2 separate regions of the Mus musculus genome follow, and region 2 is linked to region 1. Evidence: chromatin loops called from intact Hi-C (ENCODE). Cell type or tissue: left cerebral cortex. All regions are shown on one strand. Links, peaks and the distances in the headings refer to the core of each region. The heading gives the core; the rest is flanking DNA.

Region 1 (6,063 bases), core at 314-5,313:
GATGCTTTGGAAGGTGTGGATCCCATCTGCCTTTGTTCATACTTCCTTTTTTTAGAAGCCAGTACTTCTGCACTTACTTTTTCTTTTCTTCTGATGGTGGTCACAATACTCCAGCAAGTTCTCTGTGCACTTCCCATTATCCTGTGTAACTTTTCCAGACACTGATGGGCATGGGCATTGAGAATCTCTTGGCTCCAAACTCTAATAGCAAATTTTCTTCTATGTCCACAGCATGGTGTGCGTCAACCTCCTATCCAACATGTGCATGCAGTCTATAGTTTGAGTTACCACATTCCACGCTGTCTTTCTCCATGTTTCCTAGTAGCTCCTGACAGGTATAGCTGGACCCCATGGGCAGCATTGGTGCAGCTAGATGTGACAGTTGAGTTTTTTTTTTTTAATGGAAAAACCCCACTGGGGAGCATTTCTGTTTTCTTTTTCTTCTATTTGTCTATTGTTTTCTTTTAGCTCCCTCATCAGATTCCACAGACGAGATTTCTACCTACCTACTTTCTCAGAACTCTACACTACGTTGTGAACATCTACTGCTTTCCTCTTCTTTATATCTTTAGACTAGAGTCTATTCTTTCTTATTCTAACTCTTCTTTGCTATTATTACCAAGAACAAGGTTCCAATGTGCCAGCTCAATCAGAGGTTCTCAACACTTTCTGGTCAAGAAAAGATCTTATATATCCATGGCAGAAATAGTAGATGGATAACAGAAGTGTTATTTCTTTGAATGGCTCAAGGTTTTCAAAAGAGAAAAGGTTTACTATATTGAAGAATCTATTCAAACTGAACAAATTCTCTTGACTCTGTTCATACTGTCATACAAGATATCTTAGGCTAAATAATTTTTTAAAGAGAAGAACTTTATTTCTGAATGAGAGATAAACTCTTGAGGCTGAGACATTCAAGTTCATGATGCCAGAGGGTTTTTGTAGCTGGTCATAACTGTTCTTTGCTTCTGAAATGACCCTGTGAATTTGTGGGTTTTGTTCAGATCATATAAATATCTCGCCCTTTTAAAAATGACACCTCCTTGAATGTTTTCACACAGAATAAATCAGAAAGGCATAAAGGAAGGAAGGGTAGAATTTGTCCCTCAAGCCATTCCATATGTTAGAATGAAACTCCCTCAGATCAACCATCTTTCAAAAGTTTAATATCTTAACATTGTGACATTGGGAATTAAACTTAAACATAAATTTTGGAGGAAAAAATATTCAAGCCACAGTAAGGTTAAGATCTTTAATTTTTCTTTCTGTTTTTACCTTTTATGTTAGAAATTTTCATAGTTTTTAATCTACATGACATAAACCTTGACATATATTGGAAGAGGGTATCTCAGTGGAAGAGTTGCCACCATTAGATTGGTCATGTCTTTAGTTTTTTGGTTTTTTTTTTGTTTTGTTTTTTTTTTTCTGATTGATATGGGAGGGCCCAGTGAACTGTGGGCCATCCCTATGCCAGTGGGCCTGGGCTGTAGAAGAAATGTAGTTGAGCAAGCCAGGGAAAGCAATTATTAAATAGCATACCCCAATAGTCTGTGCTTTAGTACTAGCCTTGTGTCCTGCCCTGGCATCCTTTGAAGCTGAAATAAAACCTTCAGCATCTTAACACAGCAACAGGAAAACAATCTAGAATAGATGTCTTCTGATTAGATCTTATGTATAAAAGAATAGGTTTGATTTCATAGATGGGAAAAGAAAACAAGGGGAACCTTTTGGATGTGGGTTTATGGATCCGATGAGAATGTTCCATGACGATTCTGTACCTTCCTGACCACATCCTGGTGGTAATAAAGAAAAATGATATAAACTCACAAGGGCAAAACAATGGAGGTGATCCTCACAAAATGTTATAGCAAACAATTGGCAACCTCTTATGTAAACCTCTAAATACCTAAATACCTCCTAGGTATTTAGGTCTACTACCATATGTGCTCAGAAATCAAAATTTTACTAGATGAATTGGATGGTGAATTTGGGCATGTCCTTTAACAAAAGGATGGAAAGTAGGAGAGAAAAGGACAGAGTGGATAGCTCCTGAGTCACGCAAGTCCAGACCAAGGCAGACCAAGTATGTGCAAATGCCTGTTTTCTGGTTCTATGTGGCTCCTGTGTGTTTACATATTGGAGAAGTGTGAGTTTCTCTAATGTACTTTCAAAACCACACAGCTTTTAATAATAAGGATTCCACTCTATGACCTAATAACCACTCCCCCCACCCCAAAGTCCTTACTACCTCTTAATGCTCTGGCCAAGAGAAGAATTAGGAGTGCCCTGTGAGTGAGAGAGGGGACAACAGGCCAGGACACCCAAGATATGCATTAGCATCTGTGCTTGAGATAGATGAGAGGATCAAGCAACAAACATTCTTTCAGGTGATTTGGAAATGCTGAGACTGAAATCTGGTGTATTCTAGGTCCAGACAAGTGTTTTACAGAGTAGAGCACTCATGATGAGTGGGCATGGATGGCAAGGGGCCAGAAGGAAACTTGGAAAACTAGGCTCAGAAATTATTCCATTATCCAAGCTGTGCAGAGCCATTGAGATTTTCTTGTTTAAATAGGAAAAGAAAATGACATGCTCAAAATAGGGGCAGGCAGAACGAATGGTATTTTGAGATCAGAAAGGAAGACCTTGACTTAAGAAGAGCTTTTGAACACCAAATAATTGATAAACTTGAGTTCATTTTGTGGGCCTTTGTGGTGCTTCTCATGGAACCCTCCAAAGTTCCTTAACACCAATTCACTAGAAGTTCATCTTAGCCTCTTAAGTATTTGGAGACAAATTTCTCTTGTAGCTGTGTAAACTCAAGACAATTCCTTCATTTTTATGACACTTGTGTTTCTCCCTTTTTAAATCTGTAGAGAGGCTGGAGAGATGGCACTGGAACTGTCTGATTTCTAGTCCCCTTGTTGAGCATTTAAAAACTGCTAGTAAGTCTGATTCCAAGAGATCAGAAACCCTTTCTAGCTTTCACAGACACCTGCACTCACCCCCCCATACACACACCCACTCCCCCCCCACATCTTCTTTTAAAAAGGGACCAACACAATATATTGTCTCTTTGTTCTCTTCCTAGGTTCCTAGGTATCATCTCGTATCATGGTAAGTACTGACTTTGTTTTCTTATTTATTTTCCAGAATAGTTCTTGGAAGAATAGACATCTGGCTCAATGAGCAAACGGGCATACAGTTATTCACTTACATGCACTCACTCCAATTATCATTTGTGATAGTTACTCACTGAGCACTTTACTTAGTAGGACTTTAAAACGGGAATCATCTTTTTAGTGGTACTGTTGTATAAATTGATGCCATAATTTCCAAGAATATTAGAGATATGCAGTTTATTAAATATTTCTTAAAGCCATGATCAATGTTCAAATATAAATCCATTTCTAGGCACCTAAAATGGAGACCAAATTGTTTCCCCACCTTCAGAACCCCGTTTTCAAACCCTGCTGCTACAAAAGCAAAACCATTTATTTTGCAAAAGGTTTATCAGAGATCTAATTATGGCATCAAGTGGGGTGGTGTTCAGAACAGGCTGAATGATAAATAATGAGAAAAAATAATCCAATAATTATTTAAAGTAGTGGGTGTTAGCGTCCACTCTGATTTCACGATGGTGGTAGCTGGGAAAAGCTTCAAAGTAACAATACACATCCAGCCATTGAGGATATTTTAGTCTTCTATTCACAGTTTATTTCATTACAAAAGTCCAGTGGATTTGATCTGTTTTTCAATTATCCCAGCCACTTACTTGTCAGTATTGTGCCTGGCTGCCCCACGTGTGCTGCCGGCCCCTCTGCACTATTATCCTGATCAACAAAAGACAATTATTACTTTCTAAAAAAGCTTTCGATGGAACTGCCCTGACAATAGGCACAGGTAATCAGAGGTATAATCACATTCTGTGGGAAATCTGCGCCCAGAGAATGAGCAGGAACAAACACGGATCAGTCTTTGAAGTCCATTTTCATGTAAACATCAAATGGTGCTGTCAGGGTTTCCACCCCAGGTTTGAAGTGTAAATGTGCAGCATCAGCTCAGGGTCACGAAATAACTCAATTTTAGTGTGAATGTATTTGCAAAATATATCATTTTTCCCAAATTTTAAGCTGCAATCTACTAAGGCTATTGGAATATTATGCCGGCTCTGCTTATAGAAGCACATGATGATATCCTTTGTGACACAGACACATTTAGTGTGAATTGAACCACACACTTGAAAAAAAAAAGTGACTCAGAAAAGTAGGCTGGCAATAGGCTGGTGCCAGAGGCAGGTTCTGGTTTCATGTCCTCACGGAGGAACTCCGGAAAGCTCACAAACTTGTTTCAGAAAAGCAACAGCTCAGAAACAGCTTACCAATGTTGGGATGGTGTCCTTCCTGCAAGAGTGGGGCCCGAGCACTCCCAGGTAATTTGAAAGCAAGTTTTTCATGCTGAAAACTAATGCTGACAGATTTTGAACTGTGCCATTGTTGCCGGGAGTTACAATAGACCTAGATAACTATGCACTGAAGAATGGCATGACTCTCAACTGCCTGGAGATATTTTCCTTTGCTTGCTTGGCAGAGAGTCTTATTTTTGCTGCCAGTCATTTCTTTAAGGTGGTTTCTGAGCCTCATCCACTATTGATGATTTGCACCTGATAGCTCATTGCTGTGGGGTAATGTTCTGGTCATTGTGGGTGCTTAACAGCATCTCTGGCCTCTACCTTGACACCATACCCCAACTGTGAACAACCAAACCAGTCTCCATGAATTATTAAAGGCTCCTTGGAAGCAAAATCCCCTGTCTGGGGATCACTGCTTTAAGGAGGAATTCCTTGGTGCTCCTTTAAACCCCCATTAAAGTCAAACACTTATTCCCACAAAGAAAAGTGACTCCAGGAACATCTTAGCCTCACCCACTACCTGGTTAGAAGATAAGTCTTGAAGGACTAAGTGTGGCCAGTCAACTTGATAGATGGAAGCCATAAAGTTCATGGAGAGAAATTGTGATGGTGGAAAACTGCCCCCGAGCTTCTTGGGCAGCCTAGAAATTTCATGTGAGGAAATCCAGATGAGCAGAAGGAAGGATGACCAGGGCTTTTTCTGCTCCCGAGGCCCTCTACAAGGGAGCAAGGCAATCTGGATCAATTTTCCCAAACTGCTCGAAACATGAAGACTGATGGAGTTGGTCAGAGGGAATTAGGCTTTAATTCACTAGGTGAGAGGCAGGAGTAGGAATAGGTCACCCTAGGCCCAAAGAAAGAATATATGTCCTCACTTTCTTTCTTTCTTTCTTTTTTTTTTTTTTTTTCATCTGGGAAGAGTCTGAAAAAACAGGTGGCAGACTCTCCCATTTCCCCACTATTCTCGTTATGCCTAGTGGTTCTCCACTGAGCCTGCAGAACATAGTGGATGTAGGACTAGCTCTCTCTCTCTCTCTCTCTCTCTCTCTCTCTCTCTCTCTCTCTCTCTCTCTCCTCTCTCTCTCTCCTCTCTCTCTCTCTTCTCTTTCCTCTCTCTCTCTCTCTCTCTCTCTCTCTCTCTCTCTCACACACACACACACGCACACACACACACACACACACACACACACACACACACACACACACACACGGTGCAAGGCATGAGAGCCCACAGTGTGGAAGGGTCCAAAGATAATGTTGGATTTTTCAAAAACACTGCGGTAGGTGTTTACGGGAACTAGAGAGACAGTGTTTCAATGGGAACATCTGAAAAACTGTCTGCCCTGCATTTCTCTTGTTTCTTACCTTGGAACCTCTAGTGTGTATTAATGAATCTTGGCCACAGAAAACATATCTACCATTTCCTTAGCCCCCTGCACTTCTTTTGTTATCTGGGTCCTTTGTCTTTTGAGTTCTAAATTTGTTTGTTGCTGTGAAGAATCAGGTTCCAGGACAGACTTTGAGTAGGAACATCAGTGAGTACAAGTCAGTTGTTAACTCAGCGTTCATTTATTGGTTATTGGTAGTGAGATATGACTGCAAGAGAATACTGATCCTATTCTAAATAAAATGCTTCTTTCCATTGTGAAAGA
Region 2 (6,063 bases), core at 733-5,732, 250 kb before region 1:
TTGTCTTTGAGTTTGTTTATATAATGGATTACGTTGATGGATTTCCGTATATTGAACCATCCCTGCATCCCTGGGATGAAACCTACTTGTTCAGGATGGATGATTGTTTTGATGTGTTCTTGGATTCAGTTAGCAAGAACTTTATTGAGGATCTTTGCATCGATATTCATAAGGGAAATTGGTCTGAAGTTCTCTATCTTTGTTGGGTCTTTTTGTGGTTTAGGTATCAGAGTAATTGTGGCTTCATAGAATGAGTTGGGTAGAGTACCTTCTGTTTGAATTTTGTGAAATAGTTTGTGAAGAACTGGGATTAGATCTTCTTTGAAGGTCTGATAGAACTCTGCACTAAACCCATCTGGTCCTGGGCTTTTTTTGGTTGGGAGACTATTAATGACTGCTTCTATTTCTTTAGGGGATATAGGACTGTTTAGATTATTAACCTGATCTTGATTTAACTTTGGTACCTGGTATCTGTCTAGAAACTTGTCCATTTCATCCAGGTTTTCCAGTTTTGTTGAGTATAGCCTTTTGTAGAAGGATCTGATGGTGTTATGGATTTCTTCAGGATCTGTTGTTATGTCTCCCTTTTCATTTCTGATTTTGTTAATTAGGATGCTTTCCCTGTGCCCTCTAGTGAGTCTGGCTAAGGGTTTATCTATCTTGTTGATTTTCTCAAAGAACCAGCTCCTCGATTGGTTGATTCTTAGAATAGTTCTTCTTGTTTCCACTTGGTTGATTTCACCCCTGAGTTTGATTATTTCCTGCCTTCTACTCCTCTTGGGTGAATTTGCTTCCTTTTATTCTAGAGCTTTAGGTGTGTTGTCAAGCTGCTAATGTGTGCCCTCTTATTTGTCCTTTCAAACTCATCTCTTTACATAACATTCTAAGAAAGAAAACAATGAATGGCTCTTTGAAAGCTTGTCCAGTGTTTCTAGCAGGGGGCACAGCTGTTTATGTGCCCTTTGAGAGAACATTTGGTTGTCCTCTGTCTGGGAAGGTTATCCTTTTTTGAGCACAGAGTACCTGAAGGGATGCCCATCAAGTATTGAGGGAATATGTGATTCCTACCTACCTGACTTCATTAATGGGATAGCACATGCCACTTTCATGTTGCCCTCACATCCTGGATATCCTTTTTAAAAATAAGGGAAAGCACTCACCGTGGCCACCCCCAAAAGCTTGCTTTCCTTGTTTTGGGGCCAGACAGACTACTCTACTCATAAACAAGATGAAAAGAGCTGTCATTTTTGACTTAAGATAATCAAGACTCACTAACTGGGCCCTAGGGGAATTTAGCATTCCCTAAAGCTCTGTTTTAGGTGACGTTTTTGAGGGGATGTAAAATTAATATTTTCCTCCAAGCTAGGGTGATACCAGCAAGCCAAAGAATGACACATTTAAATGTATCTGGATGAAGAAAATGAGTTTTATTAGTGGTTGTTTATAGAGTCTTAGATGACTATAGACAACTGCATTTTTCCATGTGTCCAGTTTCAACCTTGCTGAGCTCCTGGGGCTGTTTGTTTGTTTGTTTGTTTAATGTTATTGGGGGGGGGGCTTTCAGGCTGCAGTGGAGAGCCTGCAAAACTGTTCTTGAGCACTATGTGCTGTCAAAGCAGACTGAGATCTTATAAGACACAGACAAGATAAGACTCTGGGAAAATGATATAACTGTATGTATTCCATTCTTGCCCTCACCAGGGACTTTACTTGGTTTGGCAAACACCATCTCATGGTTGGTAGGAAACTCTCTGGCGTGTAAAACAGCTAAGTGACATGAGGGCAGTGAAAGACGGCTGATCACTTGAACTAAGGTAGATTCCTCTATCCTTCCCTTTTCTATACCTTGGTTGTAAATTAATTGTATTAATTAGTAAAAGTTCTTTTCTCTGCTCCTAAGTAGTAACTACATAGAGCGTTAGCGGCAAGGCAATTTCTGTGCTCACGGTTTTGCAGTTTGTGCTGTTTTTACCTGAGTGGATCTTTACTCCTCTGATCTATTTTTAACACAAATGACTTCAGTCACTTGATAGACAGCTGGAGTTTATGACTCTGTGTTCAGCTGGCCTTTAAAAAAAATATAGCCTTTCCTCATACAATCCATCCTGACCACAGTTTGCCCTTCCTCCACTCCTTTTCCTGACACCTCCTCTCTTCCCCAGGTATACCCTCCTTCCTTGTCCCTTAAAAATGAGCAGCCTCTAAGATACAACATCTCAACACGACAAAACAAACTTTAGTAAGACAAGGCAAAGCCCTGATTTGAAGGCTGGCTAAGACAATCCAATAGGAACAATAAAATCTGAAGGTCAGGGCAAGAGAGTTAGAGATACACCTGTTCCCATTGTTAGGAGTTCCACAGAAACACCAAACTAACAGTCACAATGTATATGCAGAGGACCTGGAGCAGAAGTCCCATGCAGATCCTGTGCTTGCCACTTCAGTCCCTGTGAGCCCATATTCCCCCGAGTAGTTGATTCAGCGGGCCTTGCTCTCCTGGTGTCCTCCATCCCCTCTGACTCCTACAGTCTTTCCTCCCCCTGTTCTGCAGGTTCCTACCCGGTCTTCTATTTATTTGTGTATATGAATACACTGAGGCTGTTTTCAGACACACCAGAAGAGGGCGTCAAATCTCATTACAGATGCTTGTGAGCCACCATGTGGTTGCTGGGAATTGAACTCAGGGCCTCTGGAAGAGCAGTCAGTGCTCTTAACTGCTGAGCCATCTCTCCCTCCAACTAACTGGTCTTTTAAGGAAACTAGATCAGGCTGATTTTCGTGACACTCACTAACATGTAAAAAGAGCAAGCCCCAGACATACAAGTACTCAGGCTTCTGGTTGTCACATCTGCTGATTTCCCACTGATCAGGCAAGTCATTTGGCAAACTTCAAAGTCATTGTGAGCATGAATACTTAGAGTTCTCTTTGCTGGGCTCTTTTTTAGGTTACTTGTGGGGAGGCTGTTAGGAGGGAAAGCAGAGGTTATCATAGACATGCCCCTCTGTCTCAACTGTTCATCTGCAATCATTGATATCACTGCCAAATAGCTCTTTACAGCCAGAGGGAGCTCAGATCATGGGCTTTCAGATGGCTTTGGCAACAGCATAGACACCTCCCACTCCTGTTGCAGTAGGATCCAGACAAGGTGGCAGCGCAAGCCACTCACATCAATATGGCCACCAGAGGGCAGCACGGCCCACAGACATCAGTATGGCTACAGGTACAGACCGTGGACATCCACGTAGCCCTTGGTAGTAGCATGGACCATGGACATCAAGACAAACTCGGGTGCAGTAAGACCACGGACCCAAATAAGGCCCTCAGGAGCAGCATGGCCAGGATATCACTGTGGCCTCAGGTCATTCAGATCCATTTAGCCCCTGTGGCAGCATGGCTCACAGATATCAGTCAACATGGCTACAGGTGGCAGCACAGACCATGGACAGCCACATAGTCTTTGGTGGTAACAAGGGCCAAGGACATCTACCAGGCTCCTGACAGCATCAGGACCACTGACCCACACATGGCCATCGGTGGCATCACTGACCATAGTGGTTCTTCAAATAGGTACAATCCAGAAAACAAACTATTGTAATAATTAAATCCTGACTGCCAGTTTGCTTCCTACCTCAATGGTTTGTGTTCCCGAATGAAAGACATCCACACAGCCTTTATATTTTATTTTTCCCCTTCTAATTTTTTATTATTTTCTTTATTTACATTTCAAATGTTATCCCCTTTCCTAGATTCCCCTCCAAAAATCCCCTATGCCCCCCCTACTCCCCAACCCACCCACTTCCACTTCCTGGCCCTGGCATCCCCCTATATTGGGGCATAGAACCTTCACAGGACCAAGGGCCTCTCCTCCCATTGATGACTGGCTAGGCCATCCTCTGCTACACATACAGCTAGAGCCATGAGTCCCACCATGTGTTTTCTTTGATTGGTGGTATAGTTTCAAGGAACTCTGGGGGTACTGGTTAGTTCATATTGTTGTTCCTCCTATGGGGGTACAAACCCCTTCAGCTCCTTGGGTACTTTCGCTAGCTCCTTCATTGGGGATTCTGTGCTCCATCCAATGGATGGCTGAGAGAATCAACTTCTGTATTTGTCAGGCACTGGCAGAGCCTTTCAGAAGACAGCTATATCAGGCTCCTGTCATCAAGTGCTTTTTGGAATCAGCAATAGTGTCTGGGTTTGGTGGTTGTTTATGGGATGGATCTCTGGATGGTCATTCCACCAGTCTCCGAACTTTGTCTCTGTAACACCCAGCCTTTATATCTTAATATGTGATGCCACTGATGGCCATGTGTGGGTCAGTGGTCCTGATGCTGTCAGGAGCCTGGTAGATGTCCTTGGCCCTTGTTACCACCAAAGACTATGTGGCTGTCCATGGTCTTAATATTCCCAGTCTTCCTTTTGTATCTAGAACCCTGCAATACGGTGTAGTCAGTAAGCCAGATGCACCCACCATTGACTTTGACTTTGATTTGGAAGCAATGTTAAAAACCAAGTGCTGTGTGGACCCACTTTTTGGTGAGGGCAGCCACAAAGAGAGCTCCTCAGGCAGTAGTGAACATATTCATGTTTGTATTTATCAGAAAAATTAATAGGGTCTGTGTCAGCTGCAGTCGCCATAGCCAATGGAGCTGCTCTGAGGCTAAACCACATTCTCTCTATAGCATGATTGTGTACCAAGCTTTCTTTCTTGTGAGGACAACAGTCTTATTTTATTACAGTCCTTTCCAATTACATCATTTTAACTTGAATCTTTAAAACGATCTTGTTTTCAAGTAAGGCCATATTCTAAGCTATTCATCAGTAAGATTTCAGCATATGAATTTTTAGGGGCATAATTGTAGACTTCAAAACATGACTTCAAAATGAAAATATTAATAATATGTATAGAATAATGTCATAGATTTATTGACTATTATACAAATAGAATTCATGTAGGCTACTTAAAATTGACTTACGTGCAGAGTATCTTTGGTGGTTCTTATTCCAACTGCAAAAAAAGTGAAGAGTTTTATTCAATGTCATGAAGAAAGCTGTTTGGTTTTGGACATCATGTCTGTGGTAAGTACCTTATGACTGTGTAGATTTGGCCATCCATTTTACCGGCTCTATAACTCAGCACATTCTATTTGGTTTATCCCTTACATGGCTTCTTCTTTTTTTTTTTAAGATTTATTTATTATTATACATTAGTACACTGTAGCTGCCTTCAGACACACCAGAAGAGGGCGTCAGATCTCATTACGGTTGGTTGTGAGCCACCATGTGGTTGCTGGGATTTGAACTCAGGACCTTTGGTAGAGCAGTCAGTGCTCTTACCCACTGAGCCATCTCACCAGCCCCTTACATGGCTTCTTAAAAGTTCACGGAACTAAAGAGCCAGAGCCTGCTATTGTCAACACACACACACACACACACACACACACACACACACACACACACACTGCACACCCCCATCTCTTTTGTGTTTTACTGAGTTTGTTTTTTAAACCTTATTTTGAAATAATATTTTGATGTCTTAGTGGTTAAAAGCACTGACTGTTTTCCTAGAGGATCCTGATTGGATTCCTAGCACCCAACACAGATATATATGCAGGGGAAACACACAATTCTTTTTAAAATAGTATTTTATTTTTGAAAAGTTCCAACACTGTTGGGTTAACTTTTCTTGGGGAGGGACGAGCAAATATCCATTGTGCACAGGAAAAGCACTAACAACAAACTAAAATACAATTCCATCAAAGTCCGATCTGATGAGCCGATGCGTTTTTTGGTTTACTTACAGAACACAGCTGAGGAGTCACTGATAGGGATACGGATGGCCCTAAAACATCTGTATTCCTGCAGAGTCCTAGTCTAGTGTGAATGATGGCCTCATGGGAGCTGCATCATGAGCCCCCTCTTCTGGTTAACCTTTAACTTCCTATATCCTCTAGGAAGATCACTTCCAGGTAAGAGGTGCAGGAGAAGTAATAGCAGAATCCCAGGTGTCATGTGACCGTAACTTCCTCCATCGAATGGGAGCGTCAATAGCTCCATTACCC

What was found. Hi-C counts contacts between places; a loop is a spot of excess contacts. Peaks named below come from ENCODE experiments on the same cell type or tissue, not always from the same donor. Only the 100,000 strongest peaks of a DNase experiment are listed, where the experiment ranks them.
Region 2: it touches region 1 in a loop (5-fold over the local background); 8 of 42 quality-filtered maps call a loop at or near these places.

Annotation. Positions count from the first base shown.
Region 1 is chr4:21,442,237-21,448,299 of GRCm38, reverse strand. No RefSeq gene overlaps it. Among named protein-coding and RNA genes, the nearest start is that of Prdm13, 240 kb to the left of the region's middle. In left cerebral cortex, for the core only: no CTCF peak of the experiment used is centred there; a DNase peak (open chromatin) is centred at 2,489.
Region 2 is chr4:21,693,214-21,699,276 of GRCm38, reverse strand. No RefSeq gene overlaps it. Among named protein-coding and RNA genes, the nearest start is that of Prdm13, 10 kb to the right of the region's middle. In left cerebral cortex, for the core only: a CTCF peak has its summit at 3,178 (motif pointing right); a DNase peak (open chromatin) is centred at 3,181.